Linked DNA regions of Mus musculus: region 2 is linked to region 1. A link is a loop called in an ENCODE intact Hi-C map of the cell type or tissue named here. Cell type or tissue: left cerebral cortex. All regions are shown on one strand.

Region 1 (8,000 bases):
TCCAGTTTATCCTGACATATACATCTCTCCCAGAAGCATTTTGCTTCCATCCCAGAATTTCAGTCTAATTTATTTTAACATTTTTTGTGCCTTTTCCTCTTCTGAAATTCTCATTCTTACTTCCACTTCCAGCATGAAGTCAAGATCTGGGGTATGCCTCTCCCATAAGGCCACCAGTCTACTACTGTGCTATTTCTATTAATATGTCAGACACTCAGTCCTGAGTACCTTTCTAACGTGGTGGCTTCCCAACTCTCCCACTCTCCCTGACTCTCCGCTATGCTATTTTCCACACAAATATTCCTCCTAGTATTCATATCTTATCAGTTCCACAAATGAGTTCAGCAGTCTTTATTGGAACAGCATTTATCTTTCCCTCCACTTGAAAGTCCTTCTCCAATATCTAAAACTTACTTCCTCTAGGAAGATTTCCAAGACTATCTACCATTACCTAAATAAAAGGCACTCCAACTCTCATAACTACCAACGTAATTATGTTTCTCACAAAGGGGAGATGGGGGAAGGAAGGAAGGAAGGAAGGAAGGAAGGAAGGGAGGGAGGGAGGGAGGGAGGGAGGGAGGGAGGGAGGGAGGGAGGGCAGTGAGCATCCATCATAAAAAACACCATCAGCTCACCATTTCCCGAGATGCTCTACCCTCTCTCACCGCGTGGATTTAGTCTCACCCCATGTTTCAGGTAATGAAGCCTGTTCTACTAACCAAGTTCATCAAATTCCAATCACCTATTTGTACCCAGTCTCCAAGGCCATGCCATAGTCTGTTTGTTTCCTTCCTGTTTCTTGGGTATATCATAGCTAATTGTTGCCAGCGTATGGACTCAGCTCAACTGCCACAATCACTTTGTACCTCACAGCATACTTTTCCACATCCCTGAGTTATCTCTGCTATTACCCCAGGCATCATTAGTAGCAAAGGCTGTATCACTTAGGTCCACAGCACTTCAATAGCTGAAGTAGCGACTTAGATGTATTCACGTGCTGTGCATGCTTTTTTTTTTTTTTTTTTTTTTTTTTTAAGAACGTGTTTGAACTTGGCTTCGCATAGTATTTCTATGCATGCTGCCTCATGTCTTAGTCAAGCTGTCAAGAACAAGGCTGATTCGGAGGAGTACAGCCAATAAGGAAAAGGCCCAGAATCTCCCCACAGGCCTTCTGTTCTTTTCTTCTTGGGGTAATAAAAAGACATACATACACACATACAACACCTTCATCCTAGCACATATTTGATAAATTACCTACTTATGGGCTATGACTGTAAGAGTCAACTATGACTTCAGTTTCCAACATACACTATTCACTAAATTTTCCAGTTATATTCTTGAGAAAATATAGTATTCTTTCTTCAAAGAAGAAATTAAAATAGTGATCAAAGCTAAGCAAAAATATTCTAGAAACTCTGTGCCCTGTCTTATGGTATGGATGCTAAGTGTTCTCAGGAGGGCCATGTGGTAAAAGCTTGGCCACAGCCTATAGCAGTTCTTGGACATACTAGAACTTTCTGGAGATGGACCCAATAAGGTGGAGTTAGATTACAGGGACACCACCTTGAACTTTGCCTCTCCTCTTTTTGCTTTCTGGTGACCATGACCTGAGCAGACTTCTTCATCAAACACTTCAGCCATGGCTGCCTCATCTCAGGCCTCAAGACATGACCAAGAGATGACATAAACTATAAAAACTGAGCTAAAAATAGATCTTTTCTTTTTTTATTTTAAGTTCATTTAAGTATTTTCCTGAGTGGACAGCCGGTTGAGACACCCTCAACACCTTGGGCCTGGTGAAGTCTGCGTGATACTATCAGGTTCCATGCCTCAATGAAGAACACCTTCTATATTTTACACATGAGAACCTCTAAAAAATAAAAAAAGATCAGTCTCACAAAGCTTAACTTCTATAAATATAGAACTGCCCACCCCAAGTCCACAGTGATGTTGATCTGGAAATGCATCCAGTTTAAAGACATATAATTACATTCTGGGGCATTTTTAAAGAAAAAAATCATTTCTGTGGCCAAACTTAGGAACTGTATCCCATATCCCAGAGGTTTCACTCCAATGGCTGTGAGTAGCCCTCTGTTTCCCAATAGCTACAGGCAAACTGTCAGTCTAGCTAAATTAGATAAGGAAGGACGCTCATTTCCTTGGACTTCAGACCAATGAAAACCTTTCAACTATAAGAATTTTTGCAAGAAAGGATTTGAAGTAGCAAGGCATCTGTATCTCAAAATAGGCTGTCATCAGGCCATTTTCAACATATATTTTTTTTCCTTCTGGCTTCTAGACAAACACAACACGATTTCCACATAGGAGTGGGCAGACAGCACCTTCGTCATAGTCTTTGTGCTGGTCAATGGAAAGACCTTGGGGGCAGCTTCCAATATGCCTGGGCACGTTCACAATTTTTGTGGCTTTTCTCAACAGTGTTTTCCAGTTAAGAACTGTGAACATTTCAACCACAAGCTAAGGGCCCCCCAATAAAGGTCTATGTCATGGAAGATGGGGTACACTGAACTTTAAGAAAGCCAACACTTAGGAAAGATAGCGATTTTTTTTTCTAGGCTAATCAGTGGGGAAAAGAAAGAGAGACGGAGACCAATTAGACAGCAAGGACTGAACAACCTATTCCGATCGTCTCCTCCATCCATCTTTGTGCAGGGACAATAGTAATAAGCCTGGGTTGAGAACTCGTGTCCCCAGTCTTCGTGTGACCCCCCCCCCCCCCCCCCAGAATGTGCTCTTTGTCACTGTCTACCAGGATAATCAGCTCAAGGAGGACTGAAATGAAGGAGAGAGTGAACATTTTTCAAATTCTGGATCTTTGGAGAATCCTTCCTGTAGCCTCCTCTGAGTGAGCCCCCTTCACTCCTTCTGTGCCACCTGGGTCACAAGTATCAGCATTTGCCACACGCCGTATACTTAATACTTCTCCAATCTCACCGTTTGCCCCGGAAAAACGAATACTTCACACATTGCTCCCCAGAGCTCAGCTCTGGCATGCTTGGCACACTGCAAGAACTGAATAGATACTGAATTAATGGGCTGACTCCTAACTCCATGGAGATAAGGAAGAGAAGGGGGAGGAGGGCGACTCTTAGAGAAGCTGACTTCCACTTCACTCAGGGAAAATCATGACAAGCAAAGTCTTCCCCAAGTCAATTCTGTTTTACCAGAAGTCCTCTGAGGCTGGACAACTAACAGTCCGGATGCCCGAAAAGGGAAGTCTGCTTTGAATGGTCACCAGTTTACTGATTCTGTGAGTATTCCATTCCAGGCCATTAGCCTCCTGGTTGATCTATGAGAAGAGTCTCTCGCGCCACCTTCCTGTAGGAGGCGGTACTGTCTCCCAGGTCTGTCAGCATCTGAGCTGGCTACTGAACTCCACTGAGCTCTGGCAGTAAATTTAAAGAGAGAACTTTGAGCAGGAGAGGTCTGCGGTTGGGAAATCATCTTAATCATCCACGATTGAGCGGATTTGATTAGAAGAGTGATCTCAGCAGTCAACATGAAACCTTACACAGACAGTAGGAGTCTCCGATGCATTCCCAGAAGAAAATCCCCGCAAATGAGATCTGAAAATCGGTCATATCCCCTTTTTCTTTTTTTTGAACTGTCACTTTATGGATTCGAAAGGAAATTCGTGTACAATCACAGAGCTAGTGCCTTGTAGAGTTGGCACAAAATTCAGCTGATTACAAGGCCAGAATTCATTTCGTTGCCCAATGCTGTGGAGCCCACTATAATATAACACTTAATTATACAGGTTTGGCAATACAAGCCAAAGCATATCCCAAACATAATAATAGATGCTTAAACTACATATGGGAAAAGCATGCTATAACTTGGTTAGCCTATGACGTGAAGACATTCTGAAGGGACTGTTTGCACTGTTTTCCCACCAAGGGCTGAGTTGTACTCTTGTACCAGGTGGGGAGGGTTAACTGTGCTGTAAACTGTAAAACACATGATCTCACCAAGAGTCCAAACCAAATTCAAGAGACTGCATATGAGCAAACCACTAGGCTTTCCAATAGAGTACCTGCTTACACTGACCAACATCCCTGAAATGCTGTTATTAATTTCCGTCTTTACTGATGAGAATTGGCTGACAAGAAATAAGAGTCAGTATGTGAAGCCACTTTGCTTTGTGATCCAAGCCTGAGTTTTCCTGAGTAGTCAGGGCCCCACAGTTGTTTATGTCTCTGTAACTGTAATTTTACCTAAGTTGCTTTGCCCTTCTGGGTCTTATATAGTCTCTATGGGTCCCTCTATCTCCAGAATTTTTCTGACACAAATATTATGATTGGGAGAAAAGGATTTATAGGTCAATAATGTAGAGAAGTAATGAAACAGTTTTCTTTGAGGCTGTAACCCCTGGTGGGTCAACCACAGTCCCCTGGAAAGTCACATTTCCAGGACTACATGGCAATGCAAATTGGACTTGATGGGTTTAAATTAATGAAGAGGAAACAAAGTTAGGTGAGTGGGAAAGGTCTGGGAGGAGTCGGGGGAGGGAGATGAATATGTTTTGTGAAATTCTCAAAGATCTAATAAAAATGGCAAAAAACAAACAAACAAACTAAATGCAAGCACAATGGCCAGGAGAGTCAGTTCCTTTCTGCTAGATTCCTGTAACAGCTTATAACAACTGAGGGACCTCAGTGAAGGAGCAAGATGGCCACTATGTTTTATGTGCATGTGGACGAGCTTCAGTTATATACCATTATGGGTACAGCTGCGGCTGCAGCAGCCATCACCCTAAATGGAGCCAGGAATCAGCAGTTCTGAAAGATGCACAGCCTCAACATAACAGGGCCATTTCAACTCTGTACCCTAGAGCCTAAGGCTGTGCCTCTCCTTTGATGCAACTCAGAGAACTCATGTGTAAAGAAAACAACCCATCTCTTTACAGAACTGTAAGTGTAGTGGGAAACACCCTACACAGCCTAGCAACAAAGAGACTCAAGATGTCCCAGTATTTACTGTTTAGATGGTTGTTTCATAACAAGTGTCCTCAATTTCTTTATAAAATTCAAAATTAGCTATCATTTGTCTCTGCCCTGTGCCTGCGTGCGTGCATGCATGCATGAATGTGTGTGTGTGTGTGTGTGTGTGTGTGTGTGTGTGTGTGTCCCACCAGGACAGAGGTAAGTGTGCAGAGAATCTTGCAGCTCTGCCCTTCTGCACTTTCCTTAACCACTGCTGGAGCACGTCTGCTGCCACCCAGCAGCTGCCGGGGTAACTACATGGACTTCAGATATGCTGCATTTTAATGTAACATTAAAGATTGACAGCAAGCGAGAGCAACTCAAGAGAACAAGAACCCAAGATTCTAGACTCTAGGACAGATTGCTAGAAAAGAGCCAGCTCTGCAGAAAACCACTTTCTCCTTTGAGCCCCCAAGTCTTTAGTGGCTGCTCTAATTGTGCTTCAGGCTCCTGTCTGTCCTGACACCATTGCCCTGATACTGGAGGCTAACAGCACTTTCAGAAGAAAAGCTTCATCTCTAATATTTCCTTGTTATCCAGAGGAACAGACTTTGACACAACGCAAAGCAGGTGTCCTCGCATTATACAGTGAGTGCCAAGTAAATTTAGGGTCTGCTCAGGCATTCCTCGGGAGGGGTGAGATCCATCCTGATGTGTACCGGAATCCCTAGGCAGCAACTTCCTAAGGAGGTATTTCTCATTTAAATATAACTTCTTGGCAACCAAATATTTATCTGGAAGAAATTGGGAGTGGTCTTGTCCAATCAGGCACCTGGGTTTAGTCCACTGCTCAAAAATAACAGGATTGTGGCATTTGGGGAACGCCTCCCCACAAAAGCTTGCCAAGAAATAGCTCCGAGATCCTACAGCATCCACCCATGCTTGTCAACACGCCTCCCTGGTCATTATGAGTGAGTGGACAGGGCCACACCCAGGATCAAGATCAAGTCCAGGGCATTCTTGGCACTGATGCCCAGAGGCAAAGTCAGGGTGTGCGTGACAAAATCCCCTGTTGCCTGTCATCACAACTTGTGATACAGCTTGACCTTTTCTGAGGATGGTAGGTCTCTAAACCCCATGGCAATTCTGATTCAGACTCTACACCCTTTCAAGCAACTCTTGAGTGATCTTGTGCCTTTAAGAGGGTGAGAACTCAGAATTTTATGTATAACTCTCCTGTCAATCCTTCTCACCTGGACTTGTTCAAAGACCTGGTGGTACTTTTCTCAGTGGTCTAATCCATCACACATACCACCCAGTTCCAATTACGCACTTAACATGCACTGAGCACGGAGCTACGTGCTTGTCACACAAGATGCTGTGCTGTACATGGTAGAACAAAAAGGTGTGCAAAGCCTCCAGGCTTTAAAATAGTTGACTCAAATTAGCCAAACAAAATAAATGAAACACTCTGTCCTGACTGTCAGCGCAGGCCGTGGGTATGAGCACCTCTGTCTATCCTCTCTGTGTATACTCCAGTTACCCAGGAGACCCTGTGGTGGTTCCTAAGCAACTTGTTGCACATTTGCATCTTCTTATCTGTTTGGCAAATTTTTCTCCTCAGTCTAGGAGCCACATCCCTCTTCCAGGTCAAAATATGTTTATCTGTAAACTTCCCAGCTCTAAAACAAGATCGCCTGATCTTCCCGCAGCTTCTCTCTTCCGTTTTTCACAGATGCGCTGTCAAGTTATGTCTGTCTCATAAGACGTAAGAACACAATGAGATCTCAAGCAGACTGAGGACAGGGACAATATATTTCATCTCTTCTTTCCTACGAAGGCTACTAGTCTTCCAATTCTTGCATAGCCACATCGAACTTGCCATAACTAACCATTGATTCTGAGACCTAGGTGCTTACAATTCTAATTTACTATTAAAGGAAAGAGATGGTCACCAGAAAAACACATGGCAGTTATCATACAAAATGCACAACAGGCTGCACTGAAGTCACGTAGACCAGGCTTGACTCCAACCACAGTGATCCACCTGCCTTGGCATCCCAGTTAGGAAAATGTTCATATTGTTTGGAGCTTTACAGGCCACAGTGACCCACCATCCCTGACTTATAAACCATAAAGATCAGGAGATACTTATCACTTAGTCTTCTTGTTTATAAGTTACTTTTTGTGAGAACACACTTCTCATCATTAAATGTTCCAGATAGAGCCACTGGTGCTTCATGTGACCATGTAGTGGTTTTAAAATCGTGCCTTGAACCTTTTATATGCATTTCTTGTTTGGTCTGAATTGGGGCATTCGATCAAGTTCATCGGGACAATTTTATATGTAACTTTCTGATCAAGAAATAAATACTCGATCTCTCACCAATAGTGCTCCATTGCCTTAGGGATAGCCATCACGTTGCTGTTGCTGTTACCATCAGAAACCTGACTCCCACTCTCAGAGTCACAGAGTAGACCCCCAATGAAGGGGATGACTAAGACCCCTCTCCTCACAGAGCAGACCTGTTTACCTGCCTTCTCTGCTCCAGGACTCAGTGGCTTTCAAGATTGGCTACCCATTAGTATTTATTCTATCTCCAAGATAGTTAAAAAGAAATGATCATCATCCAAGAAAAGAAAACAAGCAAAATAAACTGAATAGAAAGTAAAAGAAAGCTAATACATGTGGAACATATTACTTGTATATGTGCACCACATACATACATACATATATACGTATGTACTTATGTATACTTACATATATGTATAATATATGTGTATTATAAGTATATATGTATACATATATACATGTATATGTACACATATATGTATGTTATACATATATGTGTATACCTGTATATTATATGTGTAAATATATGTTACATATGTATACTTATATATTATATTTATATACATACATACATACATGAACATACATTTTTTTCAAATGATATTAAGCTCCCATGTTATGAGCAATGGCAAATCTTTTCTCTTGATGAAGAAAGACCAAAAGTGGGCAGAGCAGGCGTATAGAGGGAATGCCTGCACTGTTTT
Region 2 (8,000 bases), 300 kb before region 1:
ATTTATGGTGCTACCAGAATCTGGGGGGGGGGGGGGGCGGGGGTTGGAAGTGGTTGTTTAACATGTATTAGGTTTCAGTTTTGCAAGATGAAAATCTTGTGATTGGTTATATGATACTGTATCTATATTTAGCTTGACTGAACTGTACATGGAAAAACAATTAAGGCAGTAAACAGTCTATATAATTTTGTATGTAGTATTTGAAAAATTAAAAATATGCATAGGTAAGTGCTTAAATCAATAGTCCACATAAGCAGCATAGGTAAGAAACATAAAAGAAAATCAGAGAGTATTTCTTCTGAAATATTCAACATGCATGTCTGTATGTGTCTTGAATTTGTGATCTACTGAGTGGGTTTTTACAAGATTTTGTATCAAAGTAATATATTAGGCTTTTGCTAAATATAACATGTGCTAGGTTAGGCAAACCTGCCTGCAGGATATGGGGATGTCTCAGTCAGGTAGTGAACTGTTTGCTTAGCAGTTATGAAGTCCTGAGTTTGGTCTTCAGAACCCAGATTTGAGCATGAATGTAGACATTTGTAACCCCAATGCTAAGGATCTGGGGACAAGATGATTTGTAGGACTCACTGGTAGCCAGCCTAGTTTACTGGGTGAGCTCCAGGCTAGAGATCCACTCTAAAAAGGGGAGTGGGGTGGGGAGTAGACAGTACCTGAGAAGTGCCACCTGAGCCTCCACACACATGTGCACACATGTATACACACATATACAAGTACACATACACAGAATCTGCTGAAAAGACTTTGAAAGTATCATTCCTACTGTAAGGATCTGAACTTCTAGTTTCTGTGTCTAACATGCTTATCAGTTTGCTCACTGTATATCACTAACCATGGATGATGTCATGATATGACATGAATTTCAGTGGGGTTCTTATGTGCCTCCCTCAGATTGGGTGCTCATCTATTTAACAGCCAGTTCATACCACCAGGATAAATATTTCTTGAGGGTCTCCTTTATGTGTGCATCAGTGTGCTGGGAGCTGCTAAGAGCAGCCAGATCACTAAGAGCCAACCCTTGTCTCTAACCCTTGTACTTCCCAGAGCACTGGAGAATGACTTTCTTTCCCTTTATAGAGCTTAAGCTTTGTAGTCAAAGGAATGGAATGGAATACCTTTATACGTTGGTGTCCTCCATGGCCCATTTACATATAAACTATCCACATGTTGTAGTGCTCCTGTCTTTGTCACTGCACTTGTGTTATATCTCCCTTGCAATGTATTTTCTAATAGATGTTCATGAAAGAAAAAGAAAAACTGAAAAGGGCCAGACAGAAATGGCTCAGTGAAGTGATTAAGATCACTTGGGTGCTCTTCCGGAAGATTCAGTTCTAGCATCCATATGATAGCTCACAATTGTCTGTAGCTCCAGTTCTAAGGGATCCAGTGCCCACATACACACATACATGTAGGCAAAATAGGAATGCACATGAATTAAAAATCAATAAGTCATTAAAAGTGAGTGAATAAGGAGAAATAGCTATGGCACAGCCCTCTGAGTGAATGATGGCCAATTTGCCTGCTGGAATTTTGGTCTGGGGCAAACGGTGCCTGATTAGTACTTATGAGGTAAGAAGGTGTTTGCTAGCATCCATGAAGCTCCGCTGTTGGTAGGAAGAGAATGCAGAATTGTTCATTGTCTTTGTGAGAGCAAGAGACCACTGGAGCAAGTCCTCACGCCAGATAGACATTCATTTGTACCTGATGCTTCAGGATTGTTCTTGGGTGGACTCATAAAGGCTAGGATTTCTGCCCAGAAGAAAGATAGGTATGAGCTAAGATCTGAGTATTACAAAGCCTGTGGCAATATTATGTCTCTAGTATATGGAGTCCTGAAAAACAGTATGTATCTATAGAGACAACTGTCAAAAAAGGACAAGTCTTGAACAGAACATCAACAACTGAGGTTCTAAGATAAAAAAAAAATTGATAAACAGGACCTCTTGAAACTGGAAAACTTCTGGAAGGCAAAGGACATAGTCAGTAGGACCAAACATCAATGTACAGATTGGAAAAAAGATCTTCACTAGCCTTGCATCTGATAGAAGGCTAGTATCCAAAATATATAAAGAACTCAAGAAGTTAGATTCCAGTGAACCAAACAACCCAATTATAAAATGAGATACACAGATAAACAGAATTCTCAACAGAGGAATCTCAAACATGCTTAGTTATCAGGAAAGTGTAAATCAAAACAACCCAGAAATTACACCTTACACCAATCAGAATGGCTAAAATATGAAATAAAACTCTAGTGACAACACATGCTGGCGAGGATGTAGAGAAAGAACACTTCTCCTTTGCTGGTGGGATTGTAAACTGCTATGATCACTCTGGAAATCAATCTAGTGGTTCCTCACAAAATTGGAAATAGTTCTACATGAAGACCTTGCCATACCGCTCCTGGACATATATATACTCAAAATATAGTTTACCTACCACAAGGATGTGTGCTCCACTATGTTCATAGGAGCCTTATTTATAATAGCCAGAAACTGGAAGCTACCTTGATGGCCCTCAACTGAAAAATGGATACAGTAAATGTGGTTCATTTACATGATGGAATACTATTTAGGTATTAAAAATGAGGACATCCTGAATTCGGTAGGCAAATGGATGGAGTTAGAAAGTGTCATCCCGAGTAAGGTAACCCAGACCCAAAAGGGCATGCATGGTATGTACTCACTGATAAGTGGATATTAGCCAAAAAGTACAGAATAACCAGGATACAACCCACAAACCATAAGAAGTTAAACAAGAAGGAAAGCTCATATAAGGATGTTTCAATCCCACTTAAAAGGGGGGAAATAATCAAGGGAAGGATGCGAGTGGGAGAGGAGAGGGGCAGGAGAAAGGGGGGCAGGATCAGATATGGGGCAGACAGGTGAGATATGGGCAGATCAGATATGGGGCAGGATCAGATATGGGGCAGACAGGTGAGAAGGCCAGAGCTTCAGGATGAATGGAAACATGAAGCTGCCAGGGTTAGGGTTTGGAGGTCAGGGGAACCTCTCGAAAGTCCTAGAGGCCTGGGATGTGAGAGGCTCCCAGAACTCAACGTGGGTGACCTTAGTCTCAATGCCCAACAGTGCAGAAATGGAGCCTGAATAGCTCACCTCCAGCACTTAGACAGGACCCCCAGTAGAGGAATGGGGACACCAACTTACCTTGAAATTTTTTGACCCAGAATTGCTTCTGTGTAAAAGAAGTGCAAGGACAAAAATGGAGCAGAGACTGAAGCAATGGCCCACCAGTGACCAGGCTAACTTGGGACCTATCCCACAGGTGGGCACCAAACCCTGACACTGTTACTGATACTATGTTGTGCTTACAGACAGGAGCCTAGCATGGCTGTCCTCTGAGAAGCTTCACCAGCAGCTGACTGAGACAGATATACATACTTACAGCCAGCCATTGAACTAAGATTGGGACGCCCTATGGAAGAGTCAGGGGAAGGATTGAAGGAGCTGAAGGGGATGCCAACCCCACAGGAAGACTAACAATGTCAATTAAACTGGACTCTGGGGAACTTCCAGAGACTAATACAGGAACAAAAGAGCATGCAGGGGCTGGTCTTAGAGCCACCTCCCCTCCACATACATAGCAGACTGGCCCCAGTGGGAGAGAATTTACCTAATCCTATAGAGACTTGATGGCCTAAAGAAGACAGATGGGGGCAGGGAAGGGCAGCCTCTCAGAAGCAAAGGGGAGGAGGATGGGATAAGAAGGTTGGGAGTATTTGCAGCCCCCTAGTAGGAACAACATATGAACTAACCAGTAACCCCAAAGCTCCCTGGGACTAAACCACCAATCAAAGAAAACACAAGGAGAGACTCATGGCTCTAGCTGCATATGTAGCTGAGGATGGCCTAGTCCATCATCAATGGGAGGAGAAGTCCTTGGTCCTGTGAAGGTTCTATGCCCCAGTATAGGGGAATGCCTGGGACAGGAAGCAGGAGTGCGTGGGTTGAGGAGCAGGGGGAGGGGGGAGAGGATAGGGGATTTTCAGGGGGGGGGGAACTAGGAAAGGAATAGCATTTCAAATGTAAATAAAGAAAATATCTAATAAAAAAGTTCTTAAAAAGTTAAAAAAAAGAAGGTTGGCAGTGGGGACTGGGGTGCAGAGAAACATTTTGAATATAAGTAAATAAAATAAATAAATAAAAATAAACAAAGGACAAGAAACATTTCTAAATTCCTATTTTTAAAAATTACTTGTATTCAAAGTTTAAAGGAATTTAGAGAAAAGTAACATAAGGAGACAAAAAAAAAATCTCCAGAAAGTAGAATAATTTTAAAATGATAAAACTTTCTATGGTAGTTTACATTTTCTAGGACACCCTCTAGGATGTGGGCTTATTTCAGCCTTGTGATGTTTTAGCGAAGTTGAAGCAGAGACAAGTGGGAACATGAACTCCGTGTCACTTGAGAAAACCAAGAATCAGAGTAGGAATCAGTCTCAAAATCATATCCTCTAATCATCACTAGTCATCCTTGCCTATAATCGACCCAGACTCGAGACCATCCACTCTGGAAAACAGTATTACTTACATGCTCATGAAAAATATTCTTGATAGTATACACTGTCCTTCTATACTTGCAACATAAAGGTAAACAAACCCAGTGTATTTTACTAAATACTTTATGTTCACTGTCTATTTTAAGGGAATGCTAAGAACCACTGGTGATACTTTCACCATTTGAAAAGTGTGTGTGTGTGGGAGGGGGGAAGCTGGGGAGTGTGCGCTAATTATTCTGTTTCTCCAGATAGTAATGGAACCGGAATCTGAACTCAAAGTACAGCTGCTTCGCTAACATCACCACCACACTGCCATACCCCTGGCAGGGTTCCAAATGCTTCCACATACATTTTACATCTTAGAGTCCTCATAAATGGGGCTAGCACATGTCTTTTTCTGATCCACAGATCCTACAACACCCTAAGCCCCACAAATACCAGCCTCCAAAAGAAGGCATGAGCTCATGGTGTGCACCCACATTTGGGCTGAGAGTCAAGAATGTTAACTCTGCTGATTTTGAAATTGGGCTGTGCACACTGTTCAAACACACGAAGGTGGAAGGACTGATAAAACACTTATGTGGGATGGAAATGATTCTCGGAATCCTTACAGGGATAGCCCATGCAATGACTCCTTACTGGGTCTTTTTTACAGGAATAACTGCTAATTTCTTCTTTGTTTGTTTGCTTGTTTGTTCTGTTTGTGTTTTGTTTTGTTTGTTTTATATTTTATGCTTTTTGCTTTTTCCACATTTTATTAAAGGGGGAATAAGTAGTGGTGGTAAGTCTCTAGAACATCTCCTCGTATTCCTTCCTTAAAATGTGATATTTGATTTCCAAACACATGCCAGGATGCACTGTTCCCATCATGCTAACCAGGTTAGAAACTGAAACCCTGATTTGTTTATCTTTCAACTTCCTCCAGTCTGTGGTCTTTGGATCAACAACAATTATCTGATGACTATTATGGCTTCATTACATTTTGTTTGTAGCTCTCTGAGCTCTTCCATATGCAGAAACCACAGAACTTGAACAGGTTCATTAAGAATTGCACTCCCCATGTCAAAGCCAAGAATATGATTGTCTAAAGCAACAGGTAATTCCTCTCTTGTTCAACTTACCTTAGCAACTGCTTCTTGAACCAACTTGTGAATTTTCTTAAGCATTACTAAGTAATCATTACAATACTAAATCTAAAAGAGGTTAACCAGAACCATTGCACCAGATGTAAAATCCAGATTATTTCCACCCTGGTTGATCAATGGCTATGTACCTTTTCCTGTATTTTTAGTATTTCTTCTGTTATCAGGTACTAACTTCTTGTGTTTTCCAGCATTATCTCCATATTCAAATCTAACAGCTAAAATAAGAAGGCAGGCAATTGCTTCTTGCTCATCCTGAATCTTGAAAAGACAATTAACATCTCTGAGATTAGAAGAACTTGGGCCAGTCACTGCTGTGGTTGTTTCTCAAGTTACCTCTTTCTTCAGTCTTGCAGTGTCTGATATTTTGATCTTTAAGCTAAGCAGTAAGGCTTCTAAATTCTTTTTCATCTTTTCAGGTGAAGACATTCAAGTGGTTGTAGTAGTCTAAGTCCATGAGCTTGTGTTTGAAGAAGATGGATCACCCACCACCAACGTCCAATCATGCTGGTCTCCTGACTCTCTGAAAATTCCAAGCCAGCAAGGGCTACATGGTAAGTATCTGTTTCAAAAAATATGTAGGATATTTCTTGAGGTATACGGAATATAGATAGAATGTAGATCTAGATGAAGCGGGGAGCATAATTGCTATATATTTCACTGACATTGGCCTGGGAAGACATTTATTGAAGAGGTAGACTCTCATAAGTTCTAAGCTCAGACACAAGTAAAACAAGGTTGTATGATTATTACTAAGCTATAGTGACACCCAAGAGTCTTCATCACTTATGAAGATTCAAGAGCCTCTTTACAAAACCAAACAAAACAAAGCTGCAGCGTGAGAACCTAGTGGTTAAAGTCACAGAGACATTTGAGTTCAGTGCAGATTGGCTGGAAACACCTGTTACTCTGAAATAAAGGGAGGGATGGTGAGTAGATTCCAATGATACTTGTCTGTTCAGAATCTCCTACCTCGCAGAGATTGTTAAGGAGGATCACTCTACCCTTGTTGATGCTAAGACTTTCTCGGGCTGAAGGATGCCATAGCATTGGAAATGTAAACGAGGAAAATACCTAATAAAAAATTTTAAAAAAAGAAGTATCTTTGCATAAAGCAATGGGTACTCCATATTATGACTGCCTTTGTTTTCTCTTTGGGTCCCAGCCTCCTACCTAAGGTTAACTTCCAAAAGGGGGAAGAGGGAGAGAAAGGGGAAAGAGAGAGGGAGAGGGAGAGGGAGGGGGACGGGGACGGGGAGGGGGGGGAGGGGGAGGGGGAGGGGGAGGGGGAGAGGGAGAGGGAGAGGGAGAGGGAGAGGGAGAGGGAGAGGGAGAGGGAGAGGGAGAGGGAGAGGGAGAGGGAGAGGGAGAGGGAGAGGGAGAGGGAGAGGGAGAGGTTTCAGTCATAATAAAGGGAGGCAAAGCAACCTAAAGAGTTGCTGGTATTTAGTAGTATGTTCCAGCTGAAGATAAAAAAAAATCCCCAAAGTTGCATACTGAGGGTACTTCATTGAAGGGGCAGAAAAATAAGAAATAAACAAATCACTGACATGGATGCATTTTCTCATGGATTTAAACACCCTGCTAAGGACTGCCATGTGCAGGACAAGTCAACTGTTCAGGTAGCTGACCAATAGAAGTCTAAAGGAGATAATGACCAATTTGGAGTAAAGCTGTATTTCATGAGTTTTACTAGAAGATAGAAAAGGGGGAATAAAGAAACCAGGTGAACCGAACATGCCAAAATTGATCTGTGAAGTCAAGAGATCCAATGAGCGTAGGAAGGAGGTCAGAAGGTGGGTCATTAAAACCATCAGGAATGTGGAAGGTAGGGCTGCAGTATCACTAAGACTTTCAATATTACCTCTTTCCTTTAGGTCAGGCCCAATAATATGAGACAGGGACAGAGATAGGCTTCTTCCTATCTATCTATGGGAGTGGCACCCTTCTACTCTCAAACAGTAAGGATCAAATGGTGGTCTTTGCTTGCCAGATAGCAGAAAGCTGTAAATATAATAATGACAAGCAAGAAAAGTGAGAGGAACAGCTAATTGGTTTGATCCACCAGGGGTTGGAGAAATGTCCAGTCAAGACATGTCATTTTTAAGGACATGGCTATCAACAAAGAGTGCATCTTAACATGTAAAGCCAGACAGAAGAGAGTGGACTGTGTGAGACTGAGCATTTTTTAATAAATATAAACACCCAATTCCTTGATTCATTTTTGGCCAGAGCTCATGTTCCATACATATAATCTATTGGTCTCTAGAAAAAAAATTCTATAGGAGGCATTTTTAGCTTGACATTGTAAAACAATG

Evidence for each region. Peaks named below come from ENCODE experiments on the same cell type or tissue, not always from the same donor. Only the 100,000 strongest peaks of a DNase experiment are listed, where the experiment ranks them.
Region 2: a loop joins it to region 1, with 2.1 times the contacts of the local background. A loop is called at or near these places in 6 of 42 quality-filtered maps.

The regions. Positions count from the first base shown.
Region 1 is chr16:25,372,216-25,380,215 of GRCm38, reverse strand. The region is part of intron 4 of Tprg (transformation related protein 63 regulated); the gene reads right to left. Among named protein-coding and RNA genes, the nearest start is that of Tprg, 89 kb to the right of the region's middle. In left cerebral cortex, CTCF peaks have their summits at 3,342 (motif pointing right) and 5,244; DNase peaks (open chromatin) are centred at 1,992, 3,329 and 5,209.
Region 2 is chr16:25,671,085-25,679,084 of GRCm38, reverse strand. It overlaps the pseudogene Gm20007. Among named protein-coding and RNA genes, the nearest start is that of Trp63, 8.7 kb to the left of the region's middle. In left cerebral cortex, no CTCF peak of the experiment used is centred here; DNase peaks (open chromatin) are centred at 4,496 and 4,915.